Linked DNA regions of Homo sapiens: region 2 is linked to region 1. A link is a contact called in ENCODE Hi-C or POLR2A ChIA-PET data. All regions are on one chromosome and are shown on one strand. The core of a region is the stretch at or near the end of the contact, and the rest is flanking DNA. Distances in the headings are between cores, read along the strand shown. Region 1 overlaps DPF3 (double PHD fingers 3). Region 2 overlaps DPF3 (double PHD fingers 3).

What was found. A loop is a pair of places that touch in the nucleus more often than their neighbours do. ChIA-PET counts read pairs that join two places held with the same protein, here RNA polymerase II (POLR2A). Pooled maps may share reads with other maps.
Region 2: a map of endothelial cell of hepatic sinusoid shows a loop between it and region 1 (4-fold over the local background). The contact joins two enhancer-like sites. A Hi-C loop is called at or near these places in 2 of 168 maps with a recorded cell type or tissue (astrocyte of the cerebellum and endothelial cell of hepatic sinusoid) and 1 of 50 pooled maps. POLR2A ChIA-PET finds 5 or more read pairs at or near these places in 1 of 52 experiments (BJ).

What each region holds. Positions count from the first base shown.
Region 1 is chr14:72,677,118-72,681,698 of GRCh38, reverse strand. All of the region lies in intron 7 of DPF3 (double PHD fingers 3), which reads left to right. Among named protein-coding and RNA genes, the nearest start is that of MIR7843, 160 kb to the right of the region's middle. RefSeq lists an enhancer at 1,432-2,279. Within about 2 kb of position 2,443, at least 4 of the 41 ENCODE cell types and tissues checked have a DNase peak (open chromatin) inside an H3K27ac peak, as active enhancers do.
Region 2 is chr14:72,723,867-72,728,447 of GRCh38, reverse strand. The region is part of intron 4 of DPF3 (double PHD fingers 3); the gene reads left to right. Among named protein-coding and RNA genes, the nearest start is that of DPF3, 170 kb to the left of the region's middle. Within about 2 kb of position 1,772, at least 3 of the 41 ENCODE cell types and tissues checked have a DNase peak (open chromatin) inside an H3K27ac peak, as active enhancers do.

The sequences.
Region 1 (4,581 bases), core at 1,194-3,693:
TGAGTGGATATGTTTTCTGCTTTTATGGCACAGTTTTTGGGAGTAAATATTCACCAGGTTTGTATCTAAAGATGTAAGTATTGGATAAAGATGGAGGAAAAGAAGGCAGGCATAGGAAGGGTGGAGGGTTGACGCCACATTTTGAAATATTTATATTATTTCTACAGTCACCAAAACACGCAGCAAGATGGGGCCTCTGTTCTCACTGGCTCCTGCTGAGTCCCTGGTGAGAGACAGAATGAGTCTCAAGACTCTGGGGCCAGCTGAGCCTGGGGATTCTTGATGCCTTCCATTCTGGTTGACTAAGAAATGCCTAAGAGAGAGGATTCCTGGGGGAGGTAGATGCAGTGGCTTTCCACACCACAGCTTTCTTCTCTCCAAGGGGCTCCAATATTTCTCCTTCCCACTTCTTCTGTGCCCCGATATAAGAGGGACTTAGGATGGTCACCCTGTGCTCGGGGGACTCTCCGTCCACTCAATTCCTAGTCATTAACTTCCCTTTGCCTGGCAGATTTTTTTTCCCCTCAAAAAGCCTCTGTGATGATTTGTCCATCCTTTCACTCAGCATTGATTGTCAGCTCTGTGTCACTCACTGCTGGCCAGGGGCCAGGGATACCGCAGTGAAGGACATGGTTCCTGCCCTCAGGTGTTACTCATGTGCCCTCAGGTAGCACATGGGTAACAGGCAAAGAGGCATTTACATGAGTATAGAACAGTGATGAAAGGCTGGGTTCCTCTGGGTGTGGAAAACTTGGCTTTTCTGTCTCTTTCTTCACCTGATTATAATGCTTGAATAATAGGCCTGAAAGGGACCTCAGGACATCACCTAGCGTGTTCTCTTGCCTCTAGATCGGCAACGCAGTCAAAACCCCGGGCCTAGGGGCCCTTCCCTGTGTGCAGAGGCCTCTCCAGAGAAGCCCGCCCTCTGGCCATGGCTTTCGTTGTTAGCCACCTGCCTTTCCAGCTCTCCTGTGGCATGTGCTGCCATTCCAGCTCATCTTCTCACCTTGTCCTTGACGGTGCGGAGTGTGACAGTTTATCAGCCCCATCCATAAATGTGAGGACTCATGACAGCAGCCCTGGCCTCAGCGCCTTCCGCATCCGCTCCAGCGTAGTCCCCTTTACTTTCCCATATATTCACGGTGTCCTCAGAGCTGGTGGCAAGATGGCCTGTGGGGAGAGCGAGTTCTCTGCCGTCGAGGGCTCTGACGATTGGAGGGTCCTGTGGGGAGCGGGCCCTACTGTCTGCTTCCCCGCCAGGCTTCCAGGCCCCCTGCCCCTCCACATTTGGGATGAAGCCTTCCTTTGTCTTCCTCCTGGAGCCCTGGGGCGGGACCTGAGTTGCTATTAGTGGCCAAGGAGAACCAGCCTGAATGAAAGCCCCACACTTTTTATTCCTGGGATCTGTGGGATTTATTTTTTCATCAGTTCTAGGGAAGCAGTGAAAAAAGGTGTCAGGCCTGGGGGATAATTTATATGAGTAAACACGACCAGCGAGTGGGAGCATGAGAATTAAGGCCATTTATCCCGGCTTTGATGCTCCCTTTGCCCTCTGGTCCAGCCTTCCCCACAGTCTCTATCACGCCACTTTTAACCCTCTCCTGGCTCTGCTTCACGCTGGGCCTGCCGGAGCTCCTCGCAGGCGCCTTGTCTCCCCAGCCCGCCTCTCCCTCCTCCCGCAGCCCTCATTAAAGGCTAGGCCGAGGTAGCAGGCTGTGGCAGTGGCCTCCAGCTGAGGCTTGCTCCTGATTCTGCAGGGAAGGCACGTCGGGGTCCACCCTTACTCCCCACCCTCTCATCTCCGGCCCCCAAGCTTCCTCCTCTGGACTGGCCTAGCCAGCACGTCCCGCCTGGCCGGCCTGGGCTGCCTGTCTGCTTTCCCTCCTTTCCTCTCCCCTTTCCTTCCCTCCGTCGTCCTCTGAAGATGCGCTCTGCACAGCCAAGTGGCACGGGGCTAGCATGCTTTACACTTGAGAGATGAAGTCATAACAGGTGGCAAGAGCGGAGGCTGCCGGAGCCCAGGATTCCGGTTGCCATGGAAACATGTCAGACCTGTAGAGGGACACGGGAACTGTCAGCCTGTGGAGGGTGGCGGGGGGAACAAACGAGAGGGGCGAGGAGAGGCGCATCTCTTCCCAGAGGGCTCTGCTCACTGCCCCCGAATTCCCCAAGGGCTGTGCACCCCAACTTCCCAGGCTAGCAGGCTCCAGAAATGGAGCTGCTCAGCTGGGGCTGGGGCTGGGGCTGGGTGGTGGGTGGTGGGCACCGAGCGTGGCCGCGCATTTGTGCACACCAGGCCCTGGCAGGTGGTCAGAGCGTCTGCTCAGGATGTGAGGCCATGCTTTTGTGCACGTGCCAAGGAGGAGCCTGAACTTCTGGCCAGTTTCCTGTTCCCTAGGATGCTTGGGACGCAGCTCTGGTCTCAGCAGAACCCAGACGAGTGGCTGTTGCCGACGGCTGGTTTGTCCCTGCCAGTCATTCTTTCTGTGAGTGGCAGGCACACCACAGCGGAGATCCGACTGGGAGGGGGAGAGGCGGTGCTGCCTGGGCGGTAGTTTTATGGAAGATTTGGGGCCTTGTTTGCCATAGACATAAAACCTGATTTAACTCAAAAATCCTGTAGCGAGCACTGATACCTTTCCAGAATGCCTGCTCTCGCTTCCCTGAGCGTGGTGATGGGGCTGTGTGAAGCTTCACTTTTCATTTTTCTTGCTTTGATTTATCTGAATGCTCTTCCCTGCCTTCTGTTATTTTTCTTCTACTTTCTTCATGAACTTTGTTCCTGATTTCCATTTTTTTTCCTTTGAGCTTTTTAGAGTTATCTCCCTCAGGTAGATTTCTAAACTCTTAAGGCTCACTTTATTTTCTCAGCAACTTACTTGTATCTCTTATATGATCTCAGCCCATGAACATTAATCAACAGAAAACCACATCCATCATCGCAGATGCTGCCATAGAGATGCCAGTCGGGTCTTTGCCCTCCCCGTCATCTTATTCTATAAAGCGGGACTCAATTTCCCATAAGCAGAAGCAAAATCTCTATTTAAATCCCACTTACAAGGTCTGGGCGAGCTTCCTATTTGTAGTAAAATCTTTTTTATAATGATCTCATATACAGTACCAGGAAATTGCTCATGGCTGGGTCAGGCCATAGGCCAACCTAGCCATGATGTGAGCTTTACTTAAAAAAATTCCTTCATGAGCCTCTGGAATTCTCCAGAGAAGTGTTTTCATAGAGTAGATGACAATAAACAGGATCACCCAGGATGGATTACTGTAGTAGGGACATTAAATTTAAGTTCAAAGGGAATTTCCACTTTTATCAGGCCGGTCTCAATAATTTTTATAGCTTTGGGCTTCGTAAATATCATATTGGGCGAATCAGGTTGACTCTAAAGAGATTTATGAAATATTTTATATGCAAGGTATGGCTGCAAAGTGTTTACCTCTGGACTTCCCAGGAGGCAGAGAAGTGTGATTAGAGGCACAATCTCTGGGGACACAGACAAACTGGGGGTGAAACCTGCCTTCGAAGAGCCCAACCGAGGCTTGGAGCCAGCGCTTTAATCTCTTTGGATTTCAGTTACTGCATCTGTCAAAAAATTCCCTACTTCACAAAGTTTTTGCAAGAATCAATGAAATAACATATATAAAGCATCCAGCAAAAGATTTGCCACAGTTTTGTGGTGTGATAAATGTCTGCTTCCTTTTCTTCTCCTTTCAATACGCAGTTGAACAAAAGGGAAGCTGAGTGGATAGGCATGACCAGGTATCCTCTTCTCAAGAGACAATGAATCATTGTCTTCTATGTTCTTGTGTGTTTGGTGCAGAATGATGTCTCGCCTCCCACAGGAGGGGTACAGTATTATTCTTCCAGTGACTCAGGGCCATTGGCTACCGACTTCTGTGTACTCTGGGAGCTGGCCATGAGACCAGGTGACAGACCAATTCATGCACACATGGACCAGCTCTCCTCTGGTAGGGAAATAAACCAGGGGCAGTGAATGATATCCGGTGCTCCCAGGGCATCACTGTGCCACCCACTAACATCCCTGCCATCCCTCTCTAAAGTCACTCATCCCACAGATTGTAGGGGTTCCAACAACGGGTTAGACCTGGTCTCCAACCTGAAGGAGTAGACCTATTTAATATGGAGAGATGATAATGTGAAACGGGGAGAGGAGGCACACAGACTCAATATAAACAAGGGTCATAATGGTGATATCAACAGTACCCTCCCCAGGGCATGACTGATATGTTTTAGCTGAAGTTTGGGAGAGCTCCATGGGAGAACCCTTGCTCTGAAACTAATCCCAAGTACCAAAATGTTTAAGAAAATCAGGTGCATAAGCAATTAGTCCATTCCACACCATCTGACCACAATGGAAGGATGCTTTGAGCTCACTGTTGTAAGAAAGAGTAGAAACTGAAGCAAAAATGATTTCTCTGAAAAATAAAACAGCTGTGCATGATCACTTTCTATACTGGGCCATTGCCAGACTAAAAATGTACCTCCACACCCCAGCTGGCCTGGCATGTCACTCCTGCACATACCGGGGCCTATACATGGGATTTTAGGAC
Region 2 (4,581 bases), core at 523-3,022, 47 kb before region 1:
GCCGCTCTGTTCTTCAGCCTTCTTCCCTCCATGCCATTGGTCCCGCTGTGCCCTTTATCTGGCATGCCTTTTCTTCCATCTCCATGTGTACAAATCTCACTCATCTTTTAGACTCAACCCCAGTGCCACCTTCCCCATCAAGCCTTTCTTGATCTCCCCTCCAGCCAGAGGGATCTCTTCTTGCCTTTGGTGTTTAAGCCACCTACTGCTTTCTTCCTTGTGTGTGTGTATGTGACTTTCAGATTTTGAAGTCAAGGTCTGTCATCTCTGTGTTACTTGCTAGAGTATTTTTTTGCTTAGTTCATGTAATTTGACAGAATCAATGCATGGGGCAGAGCCACTGCCCAGAGCCTTGATGCTCTGGGTATGTGGGTCCCTTTCCCTTTAAAGCTGGTGGTGGGCTTGAGTTCTTCTCATGCAGCACTGGGCTGGTGCTGTATTGTCGTCATCATGTCACCATCATCTCCTATGTAAACTGAAGGTCTGCTGAGTGCAGCGCATGGGTCTGCTGTCTACTGTGCTAGAAGACAAAGCCAGGACCATAAGTCAAATGAGTTTACGTGTTTTTATTGACTTTGCATTATTAAAATACACATGTAGCGAATGGATTATGCTTTTTCATTCATTCATTCATTTGACCAAAGTTTCATGAGGGCTTCCTCTGTGCAGGCACTGTGCTGGGTGCTAGGGACACAGAGACCAAGAGATACCTATCCTCTCTACTCATATTCGAATGTGACACACAGGCAGGAAACAAGGAATACAAATAAAATAAGTGCATTTTAGGATAAAATCCATGAGAACAAACAGTATGAAGATTCAGCATCAGAGTAGAGTTCCTGAGGAAGATGAGGGATTTTTTTTTTTTTTTTGAGATGGAGTCTCGCCTCGTCACCCAGGCTGGAGTGCAATGGTACAATCTCAGCTGACTGCAGCCTCCACCTCCCAGGTTCAAACGATTCTCCTGCCTCAGCCTTCTGAGTAGCTGGGATTACAGGTGCCCACCACCACGCCCAACTATTTTTTGTGTTTTTAGTAGAAACGGGGTTTCACCACATTGGCCAGGCTCGTCTCGAACTCCTAACCTCGTGATCCGCCTGCCTCGGCCTCCCAAAGTGCTGGGATTACAGGCGTGAGCCACCGCATCTGGTCGAGTTGAGGGATTTAACCTCAACCCTATGGGATGAGAAGAGTCAGGAAAGTGATGGTCCTGGGGAAGAGCTTTCTGGGCAGAGGAGCAGTGGGTGTGATGGCCCCAAGACAGGTCAGAGCTGGTTTTGTTGAGAGAACAGAAGACCTGTGTGGCCGGAGTATTGTGCCAGGGAAAAAAGAGCCCAGGAGTTTGACAGGTGGGCCGAGACCAGACCACCTAGTTCCCACAGGACAGGGAAGTGGCTTTTGGTTCCATGTGATATAAAGAAGGAAGCCATTTGGAAGATTTTGATCAGGGCCGTGAATTTGTATTTCATAAAGATCCTGTTGCCTGCTGCATGGAGAGGAGATTGGATGTGGGGCCAGCAATGGAAGGAGGGAAATCAGGAGATTTTTGCAGTATTCCAGGCCAGAGATAATGTAGTCTTTAAAAAGGATTTTTTTTTTTTAAACACAACCACAAACCGCTGTTATCACCATAAAGACTGTTTAGAGTAACAGGGAGAAAAGTTATTTTAAAATGTGTTTATTTTCCAGATAATGTCCTTGGACAAGGAATGCATGTCTGTTACTGGGGGGTCAGCTGACTTTGTAGTTGGACACCCCACCCCCGTCGGCGACTCCTGATGCAGGACTCCCCCTCCGCTTCCTGAGGTCTGAAACAAGCTTTGTTTGTTAGAAACTCCTGGCTCCTCCTGAATTATGTCGAGAGGCTTCTGGTGTCAGGGCCGCATCGCAGGAAATGCAGACACACTGGGTCTGCCGCCATCACATCTGAGGCCCAGGGCATAGACAGAGGCTTTAGAGTCACAGGGAAGCTGATGGGCAGAGGGAGGATGGAGCCTCAGGGAGAAGAGAAGTCAGTTTACTCCCAGATATGGAGGCCATGTGACACTCTGGGGACTAGCTCAGCTGCCTCTACCAGTCTTTCACCTTCCAACCCAGAGTCCATATTGCGGGTAATAAATACCCTTATAATGAAAAATGAGAGTCGGAGTTGTACTGAGATGCCAGAGGCTATGACCTTTAAATTCGAGGCACTTGGAACTTACCATGATTAAGTGACTTCAAGACCTGGAAAGTTTGCAAGATGGTTCTACGAACAGCAACAACAGTCATAACCAGACCTTATATTTATACTATGTCTTTGCCCCAAAGGCTGCAGAGCATTTGACCTGTCACTGTCTCAGTCGGCTTTTGCTAGTGTTCCCACCTACAGGTCAGGAACTCAAGAGACTTATACTGTGAATGGGGGCTGACGTTTCCTAGTTATGGGCCAGAGGTCATGTCCAGCAGACAATGCTTCTTCTCTGTTAGATGGTTAAGGCTGGCTCAGAGACCCTTTAAGTGCTGTCAGCTGGTGGATTCCCAAATAAACCTAGTAGAAAAGGCAAAGAAGAATTTACTAGACCTGTTTTGAGTTCTTTGGATGGATTGGGTGACTAGAAGTGTCCTGATCCCTGTGATTTAGAGCAGAACATTCTAGCCAGGGGCAGTGGTGGAAGATCACTGCCTGGTGGCTCACCCCGGGCTTCCTGCTTTGAGGACAGGCCAGAGGTGTCATCCAGGAGGCGGCTTAAACAGCGATGGTTATCAGACAACAGTGCAGTGTGTGCCACTGTCTCAGCCTTCTCAACATATTTGTGATCTTTGACCCATCACCACAAGGAAGAGGAGATGGGGTTACCCTGTGTAGTATGGTACTTGTTCCCCTTACTAGCTCCATCTTATGCCATCTCTCCTTGAGCCACTAAGCACTGGTCACACTGGCCTTTCTGCTCCTTGGACAAGCCGTGTTCCTCTCCCTGCCTCAGGGAGTTTGCTTATGCTGTTTCCTCTGCCTAGAACCTTTTCCCTCCCTCCCCTCTGTCCTCATTCACAAGGCCAGTCTTTGCTCATCCTCCACATCTCAACTTCTCAGCTCATGTTCTCATGTAGGCCTCCCCTGGCCCTTGGATTAGGGAAAACTCCCTCCTAACACCCTCTCATAGCACTTTGAACTTGCCTACCACTGTTTTGAGAAGAGTTGTAATTATATGGTGACATATGCACATTGTTTAAATCTGTTCTCCCTTTCCTAGACTGGAAAGTCCATTTGGGGCTGGGACTGTAGCCATTTTGCAGCTTGCCTAGCATGGAGCCTGCCACGTAGTCAGCACTAGATAAATGTTTGTAGATGGAATGAATGAATTCCTATTGTATAATTGGGGAAACTGAAGGATGAAGAGATGATGACTTGCCCTAGATCACACAGTGAGCCCATAAAGAAACCCCCAGGTGGCCAGGTGTGGTAGCTCATCTGCATGGTATGCCTGTAATCCTAGCACTTTGGGAGGCTGGGGTGGGAGGATCACTTGAGACCAGGTGTTCGAGGTCAGCCCGGGCAACATAGTGAGACCCCCATCTCTACAAAAAATAAATTAGCCAGGCATGGTGGCATGTGCCTGCAGTCCCAGCTACTTGGCAGGCTGAGGTGGGAGGATCGCTTAGGCCTGGGAGGTTGAGGCTGCATTGAGCCGTGATTGTGCCACTGCACTCCAGCCTGGGCAATAAAGTGAGTCCCTGTCTCAGAAAAAAAAAAAAACAAACAAAAACCCCTCTGGGCCCCCTGACATGGAGCCCAGTGAGCTCCATGCCCCTTCCCTCTTTTCCTACTCCCATTGTGGGGCTGGGTCCTCTGCTACAGTCTTTTATCCCTCCCTTAAGCCCAGAGGAACACATCCTACCTCCTTCCTTCCTCTAAAGGGAGTGACGTGCTTAGGCCCCTACATGGAGAGTATGCCAGATTACATCTGGAATTCTCAGCCACTGTGCTGAGAAATGAATGGGGAACCCTGAGCCGATGAACCTGACCTTGCTTTGGTCATGGCTTCACTGGATGATCTGGAGCACTCAAAACTGTTTTCAGCCTCAGCGTATTCACCTGCAAAATGGAAATTGGATTCTATGTTGCAATGTGACTGGCGGGCTGCTGGAGAGAGATAATTTAAAATTCATTATCTTTAAGCTCCATGACAAGTCGGGTACTAAATGAAAGTCTATTTTTCTTAAAAAAAAAAAAAAGAAAAAAAAGCAGTGGCTTATTATGAACAGCACATTCGTGTTAAATCTGGTCAGATGAACAGGAAGTTACTTGCTTTCATCAGACAGGGCAGGGTTCCAGAATGGCAGGGAAAGGAGAAACATTTTCATATTTCTGAGGTGGCCCTTTGGGAGCAAAAAGAAACATTACATTTACAAAAGTAAACATTTTGGCCCCACATAGAAAAGGGCCCCTACCAGCATAGTCTCTTGTTAGAAAACTCTTCTTGGGCAAAAAGAATGGAAAAAGGTCAGTGTTCTGGGAGGACTTGTCTGGAAGGGGCCCAAGGGCTTAGGAGAGCCTCGGTAGTGCCAAGAGTTCAAACTCCAGACAGCATTTCAGAGGGC